Regions from separate parts of the Homo sapiens genome. Here region 2 is linked to region 1. A link is a loop called in an ENCODE intact Hi-C map of the cell type or tissue named here. Cell type or tissue: CD14-positive monocyte. All regions are shown on one strand. Links, peaks and the distances in the headings refer to the core of each region. The heading gives the core; the rest is flanking DNA. Region 1 overlaps CSNK2A1 (casein kinase 2 alpha 1). Region 2 overlaps RBCK1 (RANBP2-type and C3HC4-type zinc finger containing 1).

Region 1 (9,964 bases), core at 1,616-9,615:
GTGAAAAACGCTGAAAAGGGTAAAGACTACTGCAGTCTCCATGACCCAGTCCCTCACCAGTGTCCACTTGTGTTTACCAGGTAACCAGTGCCCATGTCATCTCTTCCATTTTGTGCCTGTCTCTCCTTAGATTTGAAGCCAGTTGATTGTCTTCTGATCTCAGCTCTCCAGAAGACCTTTTCCAGAAGACCTCTCCCTGTGTATCCACTTCTAAACCAGTCACAACTGCCCGAGTCTCACAGCAGCATGGTGGATATCCCGCTGTCCCTCAAACTGGGGCTCTGTCAACAAAGAGGAAGGGAGGAATGACTCCCTTGGGAGGAGACAACAACATTGCAAGTGATCTAGTCTTTGAAAGGCTTTTAAGCAAGGGACTGAGATAAAATTTATTTATTATTTTTAAGAGAGAGGTTCTCACTCTGTCAGCCAGGTCTCACTGAGAGCAATGTGATCATAGCTCACTGCAGCCTCCAACTCCTGGGCTCAACGTATCCTCCCACCCAGCCTCCCCAGTAGCTAGCACTATAGTCACACACCACCACACTAGTTAATGTTTTCATTTTTTGTAGAACAGAGGACTCGCTGTGTTACCCAGGCCTCAAGTGATCATCGGGCCTTGGCCTCCCAAAATGCTGGGGTTATAGATATGAGTCACTGTGCCTGGACTAGAATATTTATTTTTGAAAGATCTTTGGTTGCAGGTGTCAGATGAATCAGGAATTGAGACGAGATGGGAAGGCATCAAGACCAGTTATCTGCTATGATACTCCAAGCAAGAGAGGATGGTGGCTGGGATGAGGAATTTGGCAACGGGAATGGGAGGAAGTGGATGCATTCAAGATAAATATCCATTTATTAAAAGTAGTTGCTTTTTCACCAGAGTAATACATAAATATAGTTTTAAAAGTAAATACTGCTACTATCTTAACAATAATTTAAAAAATCTCAAAATAACATGCAACTGTTTGATTTTTCAGTTTTAGGCATTAGTTCCCCTTATAAATGATGAGAGTTTAGAGCTTAGACCGCTTGTCCTGTTACCAACACCACCACACATGCCAGCATTTCCCATCACTCCTCTTTCCATTGTCATCATACTGTAATCCTGGTTAGACCAGTATTCAGTGTTTCCATTATGACTACGTAAATTCTAATCACAGCTGAACCAGCAGTATGATATTTAGTTTTCCCTCCTTTCATAACTTTTCCCATTCCTGCTGAGTTAATACTTTTTTGGCTTGTCTTACTCTGCTCAGTTTTCATTTTGTAAACTTTTAAACATTTGAACTCTAGCAAATATACTGAGAAGTGCCCCAAACGTAAATGGAGAGTTTAACAAATAATTATAGAGCAAATACAACATTTAGGTACCACCCCAATAAACACAACACCGAGGACCCCCAGAAGCACCCTGTGTATAGTGGAATGTTGTGTTGTTTCTGGCCATGGAGTCTCAAAGACTGATTCTCAATTTTTGTTGCTTGAAAACAAGTAAACAAGTATTCTCAGCCGGGCACGGTGGCTCACGCCTATAATCTCAGCACTTTTGGAGGCCGAGGCAGGCAGATTACTTGATGTCAGGAGTTCCAGACCAGCCTGGCCAACATGGTGAAACCCTGTTGTTTTGTAAAAATACAAAAACTATCTGGGTGTGGTGGCATGTGCCTATAATCCCAACTACTTGGGAGGCTGAGGCAGGAGAATCGCTTGAACCTGGGAGGTGGAGGTTGCAGTGGGCTGAGATCATGCCACCGCACTCCAGCCTGGGTGACAGAGTTAAGACTCTGACTCAAAAAAAAAAAAAAAAAGTTGGTGTAATCCTTTCCACACACACATATATATATACATAGATGTTATATGTGGTTGCCTTCTGTTCCTACTGATATATATGAATAGTATGGCTGATTGCATTATTGGTTTGTTTCTTCATTCCCCTGTAATAAGACTAAACATACACACCCTTTGCCATATAACCTCATAAAGTTTTCCCAACACAGGCTCTATGCTTCCCTACTGCACTGATGTTGGGCTTGGCTATGTGATTTGCTTTCGCCAATGGGATGATGGTGCTTGTGACACAGCAGAGGCTTGAAATGTGCTTGTGTGATTCCATTTGGTCTCTTCTAAGTTTCTGTGATTCATGAGAAGAGCACGCCCTGAGTAGCTGCTGCAACTTCTGCCACATTGGGCAAACCTGAATCCAATTCACATGGAGGTGTCCAGCCCAGCCGACCCACAACCTGAAAAACAGCTGCTTGGGCTGAACTTGATCTAGATCAGCTGAACTACATACAGTTGCCTTAGAAATTTGTGAGACTAAGACTAGACAGAGAACAAAAGCAAAAGAAAGAAAAAATTTGTCTGCAATGACTGGCTAGGAACCTGGACAGATTCCTGGCAACATAGCTGTGCAAAAGCAGCCCCACAAGCAAAATTGAGCCAGGAGACAGGGTTCTGATCCCAGGCATGGGCCTTGGCAGCTGAAACTTGTTAGGCTGGGCCTCTCCCTCGCCAGTTCAGGCAGCCCCTCCTCTGAGGCCTCATGGACCATTCTCTCTTCTCCAAGACTTCAAGATTCCTTCCTAGTGAGTTTTTCTTTTTTACTTTTAGATGGAGTCTGGCTCTGTCACCCAGGCTGGAGTACACTGACGTGATCTCAGCTCACTGTAACCGCCACCTCCCAGGCTCAAGCAATTCTCCTGCCTCAGCCTCCCAAGTAGCTGGGACTGCAGGCACACGTCACCAAGCCCAGCTAATTTTTGTATTTTTTAGTAGAAACAGGGTGTCACCATGTTGTTCAGTCTGGTTTCAAACTCCTGACCTCAGGTGATCCACTCGCCTTGGTCTCCCAAAGTGTTGGATTACAGGCGTGAGCCACCATGCCCGGCACCTAGTGAGTTTTTCTGTTACTTTTTTTTTTGGAGGCGGGGTCTCCCTATGTTGCACAGGCTGGAGTGCAGTGGTGAAATCATGGCTCACTGCAGCCTCAACCTCCTGGGCTCAATTGATTCCTCCATCTCAGCCTCCCAAGTAGCTGGGACTACAGGCATGCACCACCATGCCCAGCTAATCTGTGTATTTTTTGTAGAGAGGGTTTCATCATGTTTCCCAGACCGGCCTTGAATTCCTGAGCTCAAGTGAGTCGCCCGCCTCCACCTCTCAAAGTGCTGAGATTACAGGTGTGAGCCACTGCACCCAGCCTGTTAAATCTTTTTTTCAATTAATAACAACTTCTTTTACAGACAGGGTCTCACTCTGTTGCTCAGTCTGGGGTGCAGTGGCACTATCATAGCTCACTGCAGCCTTGAACCCCTGGGCTCAAGTGATCCTCCTGCCTCAGCCTCCAGAGTAGCTAGCACTACAGGCATGTGCCACCACATCCAGCTAATTTTTAATTTTGGTAGAGACAGGGTCTCCCTATGTTGCCCAGGCTGGTCTCCAACTCGTGGCCTCAAGCAATCCTCCTGCCTCAGCCTCCCAAAGAGCTGAGATTACAGGCATGAGCCACCACGCCCAGCTTCTGTGACTTTAAAAAAATCTTTTTAGACAGGGTCTTGCTCTGTCACTTGGGCTTGAGTACTGTGGCACAATCACACCTCACTGCAGCCTTGACTTCTTGGGCTCAGGCAATTAATTCTCGTCCTTTGGCCTCCCCAGTAGCTAGGACACAGGCGCACACCACCACACTCAGCTAATCTATTTTTTGTAGAGGTGGGTTTTCGCCATGTTGTCCAGGCTGGTCTGGGACTCCCGGCTCCCAAAGTGTTCCAACCACAGGTGTGTGGGCCTTCCGTGGTATCTTAACCTCATCACCCAGAGGCAACAACAGCTAGTATTCTTCTAGTTTTTACCACCCCCACCACCTCAATCCTGCCCCTGTAGCCTTTCCAAGTGCCACAGCATTGTTTCAGTTTCTATCTTAGAAAGCCCGGGAGTCTGTGTCCTATCTCCCTGGGGGCATTCAAACCCTAGTCCATAGCCTGAGGCCCACCTATACCCAGACCCAGTGTCTTGGAAGCACTGACTTTAATACCCACTTAGGCTGGGCGCAGTGGCTCACGCCTGTAATCCCACCACTTTGGGAGGCTTGGGCGGGCGGATCACCTGAGGTCGGGAGTTCGAGACCAGCCTGACCAACATGGAGAAACCCCGTCTCTACTAAAAATACAAAATTAGCTGGGCGTGGTGGTGCATGTAATCCCATGCCTGTCTCAAAAACAAAACAAACAAACAAAACAAAACAAAACAAAAAAACCCCAGTTACATTCAGGATGAATTCTGCCTTCCTTTTTGCCACCTTGGGATTTCCATTTCTTTCTCTGAAATAGGCATTTGCATTTTTCCTAGGATTTTTTTTTTAAAACAGTTGGAATTATCCCATATACACAATTTTTTCACTTTTCTAATTAACATACATTTCCCCATGGGCTTGTGTCTCACCTCTCAATCCCCAGTGTATAGCAAAGACCAGGCTCAGGGGCACTTACAAATGTTTGTTGAAACCAAAGACATCCTATATTACAGAAATGAACTTTGGAAAGACCAGTCAGCGTGGGTGGGTGAGGAATGCCAGAGACGGGAGAACAAAATGAGGTATACCGTCAGGTTTGAAGGGTTGAGGGTTATGGAGGGTTCTTCATAGGAAGTTCACCATGGAGTTCTTGGAACTGTTCAACACACAGAAGCAAGGTCCTCTCCTTCTAGGTATGGCTAGAAATGTTTATCAATAGCTGAGACTCTGATTCCCAGGGTGGGATCAGGAAGCCAGCCCCAGCTGCTGCAGCATTTTTTTCCCTTTTTCTCATTACAGGAGCCAAGAAAACTGTCAAAGCAGATGATGCAAGAGTGAAGCTGACTCAGAAATACTCAATCCCCCCAGGAACTTCTCTAAGAAATGGACTGACCATCCTGTAAGCTTCCATCTGGAGGTACCTGGGGAAGGGCTTCTCACATTGAGGCCAATAAGAATCCCTAGTGGGCCAGGTGTGGTGGCTCATGCCTCTAATCTCAGCACTTTGGGAGGCCAAGGCGGGTAGACTGTTGAGCTCAGGAGTTCAAGACCAGCCTGGGCAACACGGCAAAACTTCATCTCTACCAAAAAAAAAAAAAAAAAAATTAGCCAAGCATGATGGCTCGTGCCTGTAGTCCCTGGAAGGCTGAGTTGGGAGGATCACCTGAGCCTGGGAGGTTGAGGCTGCAGTGAGCTGTGATGGCGCTACTGCACTCTAGCCTGGGTAACAGAGCAAGACCCGTATCAAAAAACAAAACAAACAAAAAACTTCTAGTGAGTAGAGCGACAGGGAGACAAATCCAGTTTGTAATTTGCTACAGTGCAAAATATCTGGCTTTCCATAGAGGGAGTGGGAACAAGGCAATGCTGGCCTTCATTCAATCAGAAACTTGACTTGTACCCGTTGAAAACCTGTCATGTTTAATGCTTGGATATTTTTTCTTCTAGTAAAGACACTTTACTGCCACCTGCTGGAAAAGAGTCAGAAATTTTCCAAATGCAAACATCTATGGCCTCCCTATAATGTAGCATCCTTTTACTGTACATAGTCTGCACAACTGTACAATTTAGAAGAGAAACCAACATTTGGTGTAACTCTACCATATACCAGGCATCTGTCATAGAATCTGAACAACCGCTCTATGAAATCAGTACTTATACCCCAATTTAACAGATAGGAAATATTGGGACCTCTGGGGAAGGGAGGAAGAAGAGGGTATCACCAAAAAAGGGCAAAAAGGGGGCTTGGTCTGTATTGGCAATGGAAATTCAACTTGGGTGGTAGGATTATGGATGTGTTACAGCTTTCTTTATAATTTGGTACATGCCTAAAATGTTTTACAATAACAATTTAAATCACCTGTGAAGAAAAGATTCAGAGAGGTTAACTGATCAAAAAAATCACACTGCCAGACAGAACTCTGTTAGAGGTAGACCACTTGCAGTAACATTACATTGCTTCTCTAATGGTTAAATTTAGCACAGAATCAAAGGAGAGCTATAAAGTCTAGGAAGTACTTATTTACATAGGATTGAGTCCAGAACATCTTGTGACACCATCTACATATGTTTTACTTGGAGAATAGTCTGAATTTCGTATTACACGTTGAGCATTTCTAATTTGAAAATACAAAATCCTCAAAAATCTGAAATTTTTTAAGCATCAACATGATGCCTAAAGTAAATGCTATTTGGAATATTTCAAATTTCAGATTAGGAATATTGAACTGGTATGTATTCCGCAAATATTCCAAAAATCCAAAAAAATTCAAAACACTTCTGGTCCCAACCATTTTGGATAGGGGATATTCAACCTATATTACACACAGGTAATACAGCAGGGGAAAAGCAGGGAGACTGCAGCATCTAAGTCTACTAAATTGGCCAGGATCATTCCTTAGTCTTCAGATACCTATTTATCAGGGTCTCATTAAATAAAGTTACTTGTCATGTTAGTTCAGTCTGGCCTGTGGCTTGTAATTATAGCTGCAAACTCAAGGGCAAAGTTCTTAGGATTTTGAGATGCTCTTTATGCAACAATACTTCCATTTACTTTGTGTGTGTGTGTGTGTGTGTGTGGGTGGGTGGGTGTGTGTGTGTAGGGAGAGAAAGGGGGCAATGGAGTGGAGAGTGGAACTACAATTTATTAAGCACCTATTATTACAAGCCAAGTAGGGTGTTAAATATTTTCCTCGTGCCATTCCATTCAATACTCTTCGATCCTGAGGGAAAACGAACCCACTTAAAAAAAAAAACAAAAGGTTTTAATGAGGATTGCATAAGACATGCAAGGTCACCAGGGAGTTTACATGCAAGTGGGGAGATACAAAATAATACAACAAAAGTTCAGGTGTTCTGAGGAAAAAGAAGGGCAAGGGTAAGTGATGACAGTGGGGGAAGTCGGATTCAGGATAAACCAATTTTAGACTCATTTTTTGAGGAAGGAACTGAGCATGACCTTACCACACAGCCTTTTTAGTTAAGTGTTTCTTTAACTAGGAAAAGGCCCTGGGAAGACAGGCTCTCTACTATGCAAACCCAATTCCAGTCTTGGGAGAGAATTTGCTGGTGGGACAAAATCAGGTTTTTCAAGAGATGCTTAAATGGTCAATTCTAATTATAACCATACTTGTCAAAAGGTGAAGCAAAGATGAAAGTTAAAAACTAAGAAGAAATTAAAATTCCCAAATCTGTCAACCAATCTCTAATTTTCTCTGCTACTTTAGGACTATAGTAATTAGCCATACCCTGAGGATCTACTTTACAAGATATATTCCTCTGACAGTCCCACTCTAACAATTTAATCTATCTTATGTAAGCTGGACAGGCATTTCAAGTACAAGAAACAGAATTCAAAACGTGAAAACGGAGCCATCTATCACACACGGTGTCGGTTGGAGAAGCATATTGCTCAGGCTGCAGGGACATTTCATTTATTTAAATGTTTTTATTAAAAAAAATTAAAGACCTTCATGGCACAACTTCTTCCCAGCACAGTTATGGTTTAGTCATACCAATTACAATACAATTACAACCAATAAAGCAAGGTGGGGAGGGCCTTCTGGCTTCAAACTTAAAAAAAAGCAGAGGAAGAGGGGAGGGACCACTTCAAACAAAGTTTAAAAATACTTTAAAAAATCTTTCAGAGTAATTGCCAACATAACCTTTCATGTTGGCCATTCCATTTCCTGCCATCTAAGCAATGCAGACACAGGTAGTGCTGAGAAATAGTGTCCCAATACAAGGTATACAGATGAGGTAATTTACAACAACACGTAAGTTGTTACTCTGTAAACCCTTGCCTCCCCCCCACCCCCCACCCAATTGGGTCTTTTTTTTTTTTCTCTCTCTCCATGCTTCTGCAGTGACTCTTAAGTAGCATTTTTAAAAACTTCTATTTATTTTAAAAGGCTCTTGGGTGGCACCTCAGAGTCCTCTGCATTCACCTTCGGTTTATTCCAAGGTCTGATGGGTGTAAGGAGGTCCAGCTGTCTGCAGCTCTCCGCATCAGCCTAAGCTACACCTCAATTTCCGAGCTACAAGGATAGGGTATGAAGTCTTGATTTACAACCCTCTCCCCACCTCAAAAGAAAGAACTCATTAGTTATAAGTGTCCTGTTCAAATCACAATCCAGTGCAAACATAATCACAAATTGCATCTCTGGCACATCTGGTGCTTTTAGCTTCTGCACAAATTCAACATGGTAACCCTCACAGCATTCTAGGGCATAAAAGGGTCAAGTACAATAAATATCCACTGTAAGTGGTCATAAGGAAGAAAATCACCCTGCCACACAGTCAGAATGTTTTCCCTTCAGCTCTCCCTACCGTTGAGAAGCGCTATAAAAGGAGGCTTTAGCGTCCTCTAAAGTTTACCATTATATTCACTAAAGCCACCACCTTGATAAAGTTACTAAAGCCAAGATGGGTTACAAAGTTAGATAAGTTCATTAAATTCAACTCCCCAAACAATTACGTTTATCTATGATGCCTAGGCGAGAAAGGCCTGTGAATCTATAAGGTAGGAGAATGGGGAACTAAGATTTTAGGCCTTAAAATATGTTGGAAGAATTTTTCCTAGTTCCCACAAGCAGCTACTGTAATGAAATAACAGGAGAAAATACAGAGCTGATGGTTTTGCTATTGTGCTTAAAAAACTAGGCTTCCTCAGTGAAGCACCTGATAAACTTAGGTGGTTGGATTACAGTGGAAAGTCCACTTTACACACACACACAAACACACAAAAACTGGCGACTTTTTCCATCCCCAATCCCTGCACTGCTGAGACACAAAATGAGTTTTATGGCAAAGGATCCTTAATCCCCAGAGACGCTTTGGCTTGTGGTGCTTTTTTTTTAAGGCCTCTCTGCTCTGCCCGGTACCATGGGTCGAACGAGGGGTGTATAAAATGGGGGCCTTGGGAAGCCTCCACGGTACAGGGCTGCAGGCCCCTCAGATGTGAACATGAGACACCCACCCAGCAAGACCTTTACACAGGGAACTTAAATCTAACCTTGATAAATAAAACCAAACGTTTATTTACACCAAAGAATTCCAACACTGGATCTTTCACATATGAAGGACAAAGTATTATATATATACACACAGCAAGGGGTGGCGGGGCTGTAACAAGAGAGTTTATAGTTTTCCCACAATTACAGGTCTACCATTTCAGCTTCAATGGAGATAGTGGCTCTGCTCCTACCTCTCAAGATACATTTACAAGACTGAGGAGCAGGTCTTCTCACTGGATGGCATGTGAGGGAAGGGGACGGTCGGAGGAAAAGAAGGTAGAAAGCTTAAAATGGAAGTCAGTGTGGCCACATCTCCCATTAGCTCTAGCATGAAACCTGTACAGACAATGTTTGTTTCTTTTGTAAAAAGCAGTAAGTTATGCCCAGTAACTAAATGAATTCAAAATGGCCAAGACAAAGAAAACTAAGAAAGATTTTGCCTTCCCTCTCCTACCAGCTATGGAGCACAGCATGTTGGGAGATGAACAGGGAAAAGACCAAGGTAAGGAGCCTGGGAGGGAAGGTATCAACATTTTAAACTGAACTAAAAATAAAAGTATAAATGAGTTGGATTTAGGGTTAGATCAGTAAGACATGATTCTTACTGAACAGAAGTTTTTAGTATCTGTCTGCATTTTGGGTAGATTTTCAACATCTTGATGTAACTAAGACACACTTCCACAAGAGCCACTAGGATAACCCCACTGAAGCGCTTATGGAGTAAAGTGATGTAAGCGACCAGCAAGCAGTCCACTGCTCCTATAGATTGGGTCCTCCCTTCCTTCTTTCCTTCCTTCCTTTCTTCCTGCCTCCCCTGAGAAGCTACATTTTTGTAATCTCTGGAGAAGAGCACGAGATACCAACCCCCTAAAGTGTGGGACGGTGGAGGAACAATGGTGGGAATGGGAAGAAGTCTCCACCTAAATGCAGCAGCCGGGAT
Region 2 (8,000 bases), core at 1-8,000, 48 kb before region 1:
GTCATCTTGCCTGGAGCTCACCACACTGCAGTGCGTGTTCTCCTGGGAAGGGAGCTGTGACACTGGCCTGCTGGTCATGACTTAGAGCTACATGTCAGTGGGAGAGTGTGGCTTGAGCCTGAACTGAGCCCTGGCCCCACAGACGGAGTCCCAGCCCCAGCCCCAGATGGAGCCTCAAACCTAGGCAGCCCTGGTTCACAATGGAGCCCCGACCCTGGGCCAGTCTGACCCCAGTCACAGACTGAATCCCAGTCCCACATTGAGCCCTGATCCCATCCAAGTCCATAGACTTGGCCTCTGACCAAACCTGACCCTGCACTTGTCACTTAAGGTGGTCCCATATTCAGCTCAGACCCTGAACCGAGCTCTGACCCTGGCTTCTGACTGAATCTGTGACAGACTAAGGCCTGACCCTGGCCCTATACCACGTCTCCACCCGTGTCCTCAACTGAGTGCTGACCCCAAACCTAGACAGCCCTACCTGATCCTTCCCCCAGGCCTGTCCCCGCCGCTTCATCTCAAAAGTTGAAGGTGAGGAGCCGGTAAACAGGTCTGGAGCCTGGTCTCAGACTCAGCCTGAGCAAGCTCAGTCTGGGGTCATTGGGCCTGTAACCCCGGGCAGGCCCTTGTTAGGGATGCAGGGTCTCACCCTAGGGGTATAAGGGATTTCTGTGCCCATCAGAACTTAAATAAGCTGGGTGTGGCAGCACATGTCAGTGGTCCCAGCTACTCAGGAGGCTGAGGTATATTTTGCTGTTAGCATATGTGATGACCTTGACTTCACCTCCCTGGCGCCAATATCCTCTTCTGTAAAATGGCTTATGCATTACAAAGTGAGGTCCTGCCAGTGACTACACCTAGAGGCATTAAGTGCCTTTGTGGACTCCTGCCCTGCACCTCACCTCTCCCAGCTTCTTAACCCCCTGAGGAACCTTCTTACCTTGAGTCCCTCACCCGCTACAGGCCATCCATGAGCAGATGAACTGCAAGGAGTATCAGGAGGACCTGGCCCTGCGGGCTCAGAACGATGTGGCTGCCCGGCAGACGACAGAGATGCTGAAGGTGAGGCTGGGACAGGGCCGAGGCCTAGGGATTTTAAGTTCTGGGATCCAGGTGGGGGCTGGGGGCTTCCCAGTAAGGGCTGTGCTCACACATCCCTGGAGGCTCTGACCTCCCTTCTGGCTGTCACTCCCATCCGGAGGTGGGACTTAGGCCGAATGGTCATGTCAGGAAGAGCGTCTGGGTGGAGGGTGGAGACCACAGGAATGAAGAGGGGGTTGCTGGATGGAGCCTGGCCTGGCAGAGCCACACAGGAGAGACTCCACAGCTCTAGAGGGTCACCACCTTCTCCCTGCCATGGGGAGGGGCCAGGCTGGGTGACTGCCCCAGCCCCGCCCCAGGGCCAGCACCTGCCCCACTCCAGGTGATGCTGCAGCAGGGCGAGGCCATGCGCTGCCCCCAGTGCCAGATCGTGGTACAGAAGAAGGACGGCTGCGACTGGATCCGCTGCACCGTCTGCCACACCGAGATCTGCTGGGTCACCAAGGGCCCACGCTGGGGCCCTGGGGTGAGTCTTTGCTCGTGGTGGTGTGGAGAGGGTGCCCTTGTGGGCTTTGCCTTAGAGGAGGGCTGGGAAAACTACAGCCCATGGGCCATATCCAACCCAGCACCTGAATTTGTACAGCTCCCGAGGTAAGAATTTTTTTTTTTTTTTTTGAAACGGAGTTTCACTCTTGTTGCCCAGGCTGGAGTGCAATAGCACAATCTCAGCTCACTGCAACCTCTGCCTTCCGGGTTCAAGCAATTCTCCTGCCTCAGCCTCCCAAGTAGCTGGGATTACAGGCATGCGCCACCACGCCCGGCTAGTTTTGTATTTTTAGGAGAGACGGGGTTTCTCCATGTTGGTCAGACTGGTCTCAAATTCCCGACCGCAGGTGATCCACCTGCCTCGGCCTCCCAAAGTGCTAGGATTACAGGCGTGAGCCACCGGGCCGCAAGAATGTTCTTTACATCTTTAAATGGTTGAAAAAATACCAGAAGATGACTATTTTGTGACGTGAAAATTACATGAAATCCACGTTTCAGTGTCCGTAGGTAAAGTGCTTTGGAGCACAGCCGTGTTCATTCATTCACATGTTGGCTGTGGTTGCTTTTACACTACAGAGGCAGAGGCCGTATGGCTGCCCGGCCCAAAATGACTGGCCCTTTGCAGAAAAGGTTTGCCCACTCCTGCCCTAGAGGACAGCAAGTAAAGGTTCGATCTGGAGTCAGAGGTGGATTGGCCCCTGGCTCTGGCACATACTGACTGTGTGATTAGGCTGCCTGCCACTCACCTCTGTCAGCCCCATTTCCTCTGTGAAATGGAGATGATAGCTGGGCTTATCTCAGGCTTGTTGTCAGAATCAAGTGGAAAAATTGCAAGAGAAGTGCTTAGAGAGCCTGTCACTTGGTGAGCACCCTTGCAGATGGTAGCTGTCGTTATTAGGGGTGTGCTCTGGAATTGGGGGCCTGTTGCTACGTTCAGGTAGACTTTCAGACAGGTGGAGGCAGAGGAAACTGCCCTCTCGCATGCTGACATGTCTAGAATATGCAGAGTGGTCAGATCCTCTCCCTGGCCTGTTCCCGGATCTAGGCGTGGGTAGACTGAGTGCTGTGGGAGCCCAGAAAAGGCCTCAGTGACTCTCCATCAGGTAGCTGAGGCTGACCAGGCCATTCTTGCAGGAGGACCTGCAGAGGCAAAGGCCCGGGGTGGGAGAGCGCTCGGCTGTGGGGGCAGTCTCTGCACTGCGCTGACATTCTCTTCTCTTCCTCCCATCCTCTAGGGCCCAGGAGACACCAGCGGGGGCTGCCGCTGCAGGGTAAATGGGATTCCTTGCCACCCAAGCTGTCAGAACTGCCACTGAGCTAAAGATGGTGGGGCCACATGCTGACCCAGCCCCACATCCACATTCTGTTAGAATGTAGCTCAGGGAGCTTCGTGGACGGCCTTGCTTGCTGTAGCGTTGTAGGGGCCCTGCCTGCACTGCGGTTGTCCACGGTCACATCTGCCCCAGTGCCTTTGTCCTTCCCTTGGGGCTTGCCGGCCAGACTTCTCTCCCCTGCGGCTCCCACCTCTGCCTGACCCCAGCCTTAAACATAGCCCCTGGCCAGAGGCCTTGCTGGGTGGAGCCTCTGTGTGACTCCATACTCCTCCCACCACAACACTCATCTGTCAAACACCAAGCACTCTCAGCCTCCCCGCCTTCAGCTGTCAGCTTTCTGGGGCTAACTTCTCTGCCTTTGTGGTTGGAGGCCTGAGGCCTCTTGGAACTCTTGCTAACCTGTTCAGAGCCAGGAAGGAGACTGCACAGTTTTGAAAGCACAGCCCGTCAGGTCCGGCTCTGCGTCTCCCTCTCTGCAGCCTGTGTAAGCTATTATAATTAAAATGGTTTTCCGGGAAGGGATGAGTGTGATGTCCTTGAGAGGAAATGAATGTCCTGGCCTGGGACTCTACACACAGGCAGGATCCTGAGGTCTCTGGGAACTGCATCAGAAAGTTGACTTGTCAGTCCATCTGTGGTAGAATGAGGCTGTGACTGAGCACTGGGACCTTTCTACCAGATGTGGACCCCATGCCCAGCCTCAGGGGCAAGGATGCTCTTGGGTCACCGTCAGCCAGGACAGGTGGAGTGTGCAGTGTGTCAAGTCTGCAGAGAAGGATGGGCTTAGGGGCGGGAGGGGAAGTCTTGCCACTCCTGCTCCCTTTTGACCTCTCAGCAGGCATCTAGGGTTGGCAGGTAGATAGTTCAAGAAGGAACGAAGCTGCTGCAGTTGAGGGGTGGGGTTGTCCATCCTATTTTCTCGTCTCAAGCAAGATGGCACAGTATCGATTCAGCAGTATTTACTAGAACCCACTCTGTGCTGGTCGGAGGTTACTAAGACAGGGTCCTGGGATGTTCATTCTCTAAGTCTTTCCTCCGCTCTGTGACCCACCCTCCTTCCCCTTTTGAGATCTGGTATTTGATGCCCAACACATTGTCCACGCTGTGACGTGACCATCATCATAGCAGGCAGAGGGCGCCTCTGCTGCTGAAGGCCTGTGATTTTGTGGGGAAGGGCCTGTTCTAGCAACTGGAAAGGCACTGCCACCTGCCGTTGGATGCCAGGACTCAAGAGCTGGCCCCAGTCACTGTGCGCAGAGCTGTCTGAGAATGTGTGAGTGGACTGGGTCCTTCGGCACTGCCTGCATTGGCTCAGGGCAGTCAACCGTCGCAGAGGATGAGGGGCACACTCAGGCAGCCTCCCCGGCCCTGGAGGCAGAAAGGCCCAGGCAGAACCACTGACTGGGAGGAAACAGAAAAAGCAGAGGAGAGCCAGGCTGCAGGCGTGTGGATGGGACCAGCTCAGGCAGACGCTGTCTCATACCCACTCTCCCCTCTCTTGCCAGGGCCTGGCCTGGTGTCTCTCAGGAGCCTGGGCATGAGACAAAAGCAGAGATTGTTCTCTTGTGGTACCACAGGCTGTAACCAGTCCACCCAGTGTTGTTTTAGAAATTTAAATCGGTTGCCCATCTTTTTAAATTGGCAACATCGTTTACCACATTAAAATCTAGATGCCCTGCTTCTCTTGAAAATGTCAAAGCTTGGTAATGCCAGGTCCTCACTTCTACCTGGGGGGAATGGAGTCACAGAGATGTCAAATCTCTTCATGGGGTGTACACCCTCCAGTTTGCCACAGTCCTCACCACCCCAGGACTCACGCCGAGGCCTTTCCAGTGCCCTTGCACCATCCTTTTTCTCGTAAGAGGAAGATGAAGTGGGGCTCTACGCGCGGCGTATCACAGGTGAGGGCGAGACCAGCAGAGAGGGCTGTGCTGGCTGTGGCTTTGCTCGGCCTGCCCCATCCATGCTGCAGTGGTGCGGAGGAGCAGGGAGCTGTGTAGGGCCAACCCCGGTTCCTGCCTCAGCTCCACCCGCCTTGCACCTGCAAGTGAAAGGTCTTAAGACGAGCAGGCCCAGGGCACCCTCTACTGCAGGGTCAGGTGGAGGTGCCTCCACCTCCCAAGGCTCACCCATGCCAGGGGCCCAGAACTTGAGAGGCCAGCACCAACTCTCCAGGGCCGAACGAAAACCAAACCCCAGGGCTTTGGACTCAAACCATCGAGAGGAAGCAGCAAGAGGTCCCAAAGGTACTTGAGTGACACAATGATCATCATTCTCTCCTCAGGGGCAGGACAGGGGCAGGGGAAGGTGAGTGGAAGCCCATTGCTCAGATAAAGAGCAGCTGCCACGGAGGGTAGCCCGTCGGCCTATGCCGGCGCTCACTGGTGTCTTCCTCTAGTGCTTGGGGCTGGCATGGAATCTGCTCAAATGCAGGCAGCTGAAGGTGAGCCCGCAGCCTGGTGATCCCAAGTGCCAACCATGAGGAAGTCTGGAGAAAAGACCAGGGAGCAGGGGCCCTCGTGAGGAGCAGGAATTGGCAGCAGGGGCCACCAGCAGAACACCAGAGGGGACAGTGGCAGGGGGAGGAAGATACAGCCAGGCTGGGTCTCAGCCCCAGCTGAGGGTCTCACCTCTTAGCTGGTGAAGGCTCCGGCCTGTTCCTGCTTTCGGTCACCACTTCATCCCTGGGTGATCGTGGGCCCGGTGCAGGGCTGGCTACAAGTGTTTGTTGATTGGTAACTGCTCATGAAAATGGCAACAGCACTAGCACAGCTTCACAAATAGAAACACATTTCACCAACACCCTTGCAGGAAGCCCTCCAGGAGGGCCAAGACCATCCCTGCTTTACTGTTATGGACGTGAGCCTCCGAGAGGCAGTGACTTAGATGCTCACCCAGCCAGGAAGGAAGGAACACACTCGACCCTCAGTCTAAGACCCCATCAGGCCACTAATAATTCTCCCTCCAAACCCAGCTCAGGTCAAGGCCTATCTTCACCCCCAAATCATCCCTAAGGCAGCCTCAACTCTCCACAGCACTACAGCCATCCTGCCCGGCCCCAGTGCTCCACAGACCCTAAACCCGAGCCCTCCCGGGCTTTGTTGGCCCCAAACCACCTACACTTGTTACGTGTTATTTTTACACTGGCGTTTCCCCTCAGCCTTGCATACTGTGTGGTGTTGTCTGACACCACTTTTCCAGCTCTCTGACACCAACTGGGGCTAGTGTCAGGTTCCACAGATTAAAGGGCTCAGTCCCACACTTCCGATGGAGTCACAGATGGGGTGCCCAGGCTACCCACACTTCCTGGGCTACCCACACTTCCTGGGCTACCCACACTTCCTGGCCAACTACACATTCAGGGGTTCCCATGACTCCACCCCCTCAGGTTCAATAATTTGCCTGAGTGACTCAGAACTGAAGATCACCCTGCCCTGACGCTTCCTGGTGTGGTGTCCTCAAGGATGCAGTGTGGGCAGGAACAGCCACGCTTGAGATGAACAGGGTTAGGGATGGGAGCGACTGGCAGCCACTGCAATCTCAAGTTTTGGGGTTTTTTTTGTTTTTTTTTTGAGACGGAGTTTTGCTCTGTTGCCCAGGCTGGAGTGCAGGGGTGCAGTCTTGGCTCACTGCAACCTCCGCCTCCCAAGTTCAAGTAATTCTCCTGCCTCAGCCTCCCGAGTAGCTGGGATTACAGGCACCCGCCATCATGCCCGGCTAATTTTTGTATTTTAGTAGAGACGGGGTTTCACCATGTTGGCCAGGCTGGTCTCGAACTCCTGACCTCAGGTGATCCACCTGCCTCGGCCTCCCAAAGTGCTGGAATTATAGGCGTGAGCCACCGCGCCCAGCCCTGAATCTCAAGTTTGTAAAGTGCTCCACCTCTGTCACTCCAACTCCCAGGAGTCACTGCTTGGGATTGAAAGTTTCCGCCCTCGAATCACCTGGTCTTTCTGGTGCAGGAGCAACCCCGAGGCAATCTAGGGGCCCTGCTCTAACGAATTCATTAGCATGAACTCAAATGGGCTGGAAAGGGGTTATGAATAACAAAAGACACTCACCACTCACGAAATTCCAAGGGTTGTAGGAGACCCGTGTTAGGAACCCAGGAGAAAGACCAAATATTTCTTAGTATCCCACACATACCCTTCCTTTAGTTCTCCAATTATCATAATTCTATTCATCCTTCACATTCCACCCTCACCTTCTATGAAAGTGCCCTGAATTTGCTGCAGGATAGATTGCTCCTGGAGTGCAGCTCTGGTGTGAGCTTTCAGAGGCAGCGCAGTGCCCTGGGCAGCCTGCGTAATCCACGACTGTCAGATCAAAGGGCAGTGTGACCCTGGCCCACAGTGGCAGGAGCTGAGTGCCACTGGCTTGGCCCCGGGAACCTGCGCATCTCCCCTCTGAGCCAAGGAAACAAACAACACAGACAACAGTGTCTCCCCGATGGCCCCATCCCCAGGGTGGAGGCCCTGCACCGGGCACTGCTCTGCGCGCGCGCTCCCCAGCAGCCAGCAGTGTCTGGAGGATACTGGAAAGCTTGGCAAGAGTAGGCTGAGCAGCTCCTCTGTGGACAGAAAGGGCATGTGGAGAAGCGGCACATCAAGCTCTGGTTAGGATCCAAAACCAAATGCCAGCTCCTAGGATCCCCAGACCAGGGTGTGAAACACACCAAGAGCACCCCAGACCCGCACCAGTTGTGTCGACTGTGACAGTACCCAGAGTGGAAAAAACATGAACTCAAACTGTGTTTTCCTCCACTGCTCTCTCAATACCAACAGACATCTGTGGCCAAATGTGTTGGGGATTTCTCCCCTGACACCAAGCAAGCAAGCAATTCTGCAGCCTACATCAGCTGGGTATCCTCCAATTCAATTCAGTGCTCACCCTACCTATAGTATCTGGAAATGGAATCCACAGGTTCAAGGCTCTGTCCCACAAGACCGCCGCCTCTGCCACAACATTGGACTGACCACCCTCTTTGGGTGGCATGATTTGCCAAGAGTGGCTCACAGAACTCAGGGAAACTTATGTTTACCAGTTTATTACAAACATTATTAGAAAAGGATACAAATA

The links. A loop is a pair of places that touch in the nucleus more often than their neighbours do. Peaks named below come from ENCODE experiments on the same cell type or tissue, not always from the same donor. Only the 100,000 strongest peaks of a DNase experiment are listed, where the experiment ranks them.
Region 2: a loop joins it to region 1, with 1.8 times the contacts of the local background. A loop is called at or near these places in 23 of 110 quality-filtered maps.

Annotation. Positions count from the first base shown.
Region 1 is chr20:473,670-483,633 of GRCh38, forward strand. It overlaps CSNK2A1 (casein kinase 2 alpha 1), which reads right to left. Exons shown (of 14, transcript NM_177559.3): 14 at 1-9,964. Among named protein-coding and RNA genes, the nearest start is that of TBC1D20, 16 kb to the left of the region's middle. RefSeq lists a silencer at 2,531-2,735. In CD14-positive monocyte, for the core only: CTCF peaks have their summits at 5,493 (motif pointing left) and 5,705; a DNase peak (open chromatin) is centred at 5,472; H3K27ac peaks cover 454 bases.
Region 2 is chr20:427,528-435,527 of GRCh38, forward strand. RBCK1 (RANBP2-type and C3HC4-type zinc finger containing 1) reads left to right here. Exons shown (of 12, transcript NM_031229.4): 10 at 964-1,062; 11 at 1,424-1,567; 12 at 2,823-4,612. The coding sequence ends at 2,903. TBC1D20 (TBC1 domain family member 20) reads right to left here. Exons shown (of 8, transcript NM_144628.4): 8 at 7,953-8,000. Among named protein-coding and RNA genes, the nearest start is that of RBCK1, 23 kb to the left of the region's middle. RefSeq lists enhancers at 2,443-2,943, 2,944-3,444. In CD14-positive monocyte, for the core only: a CTCF peak has its summit at 4,050; a DNase peak (open chromatin) is centred at 4,084; H3K27ac peaks cover 496 bases.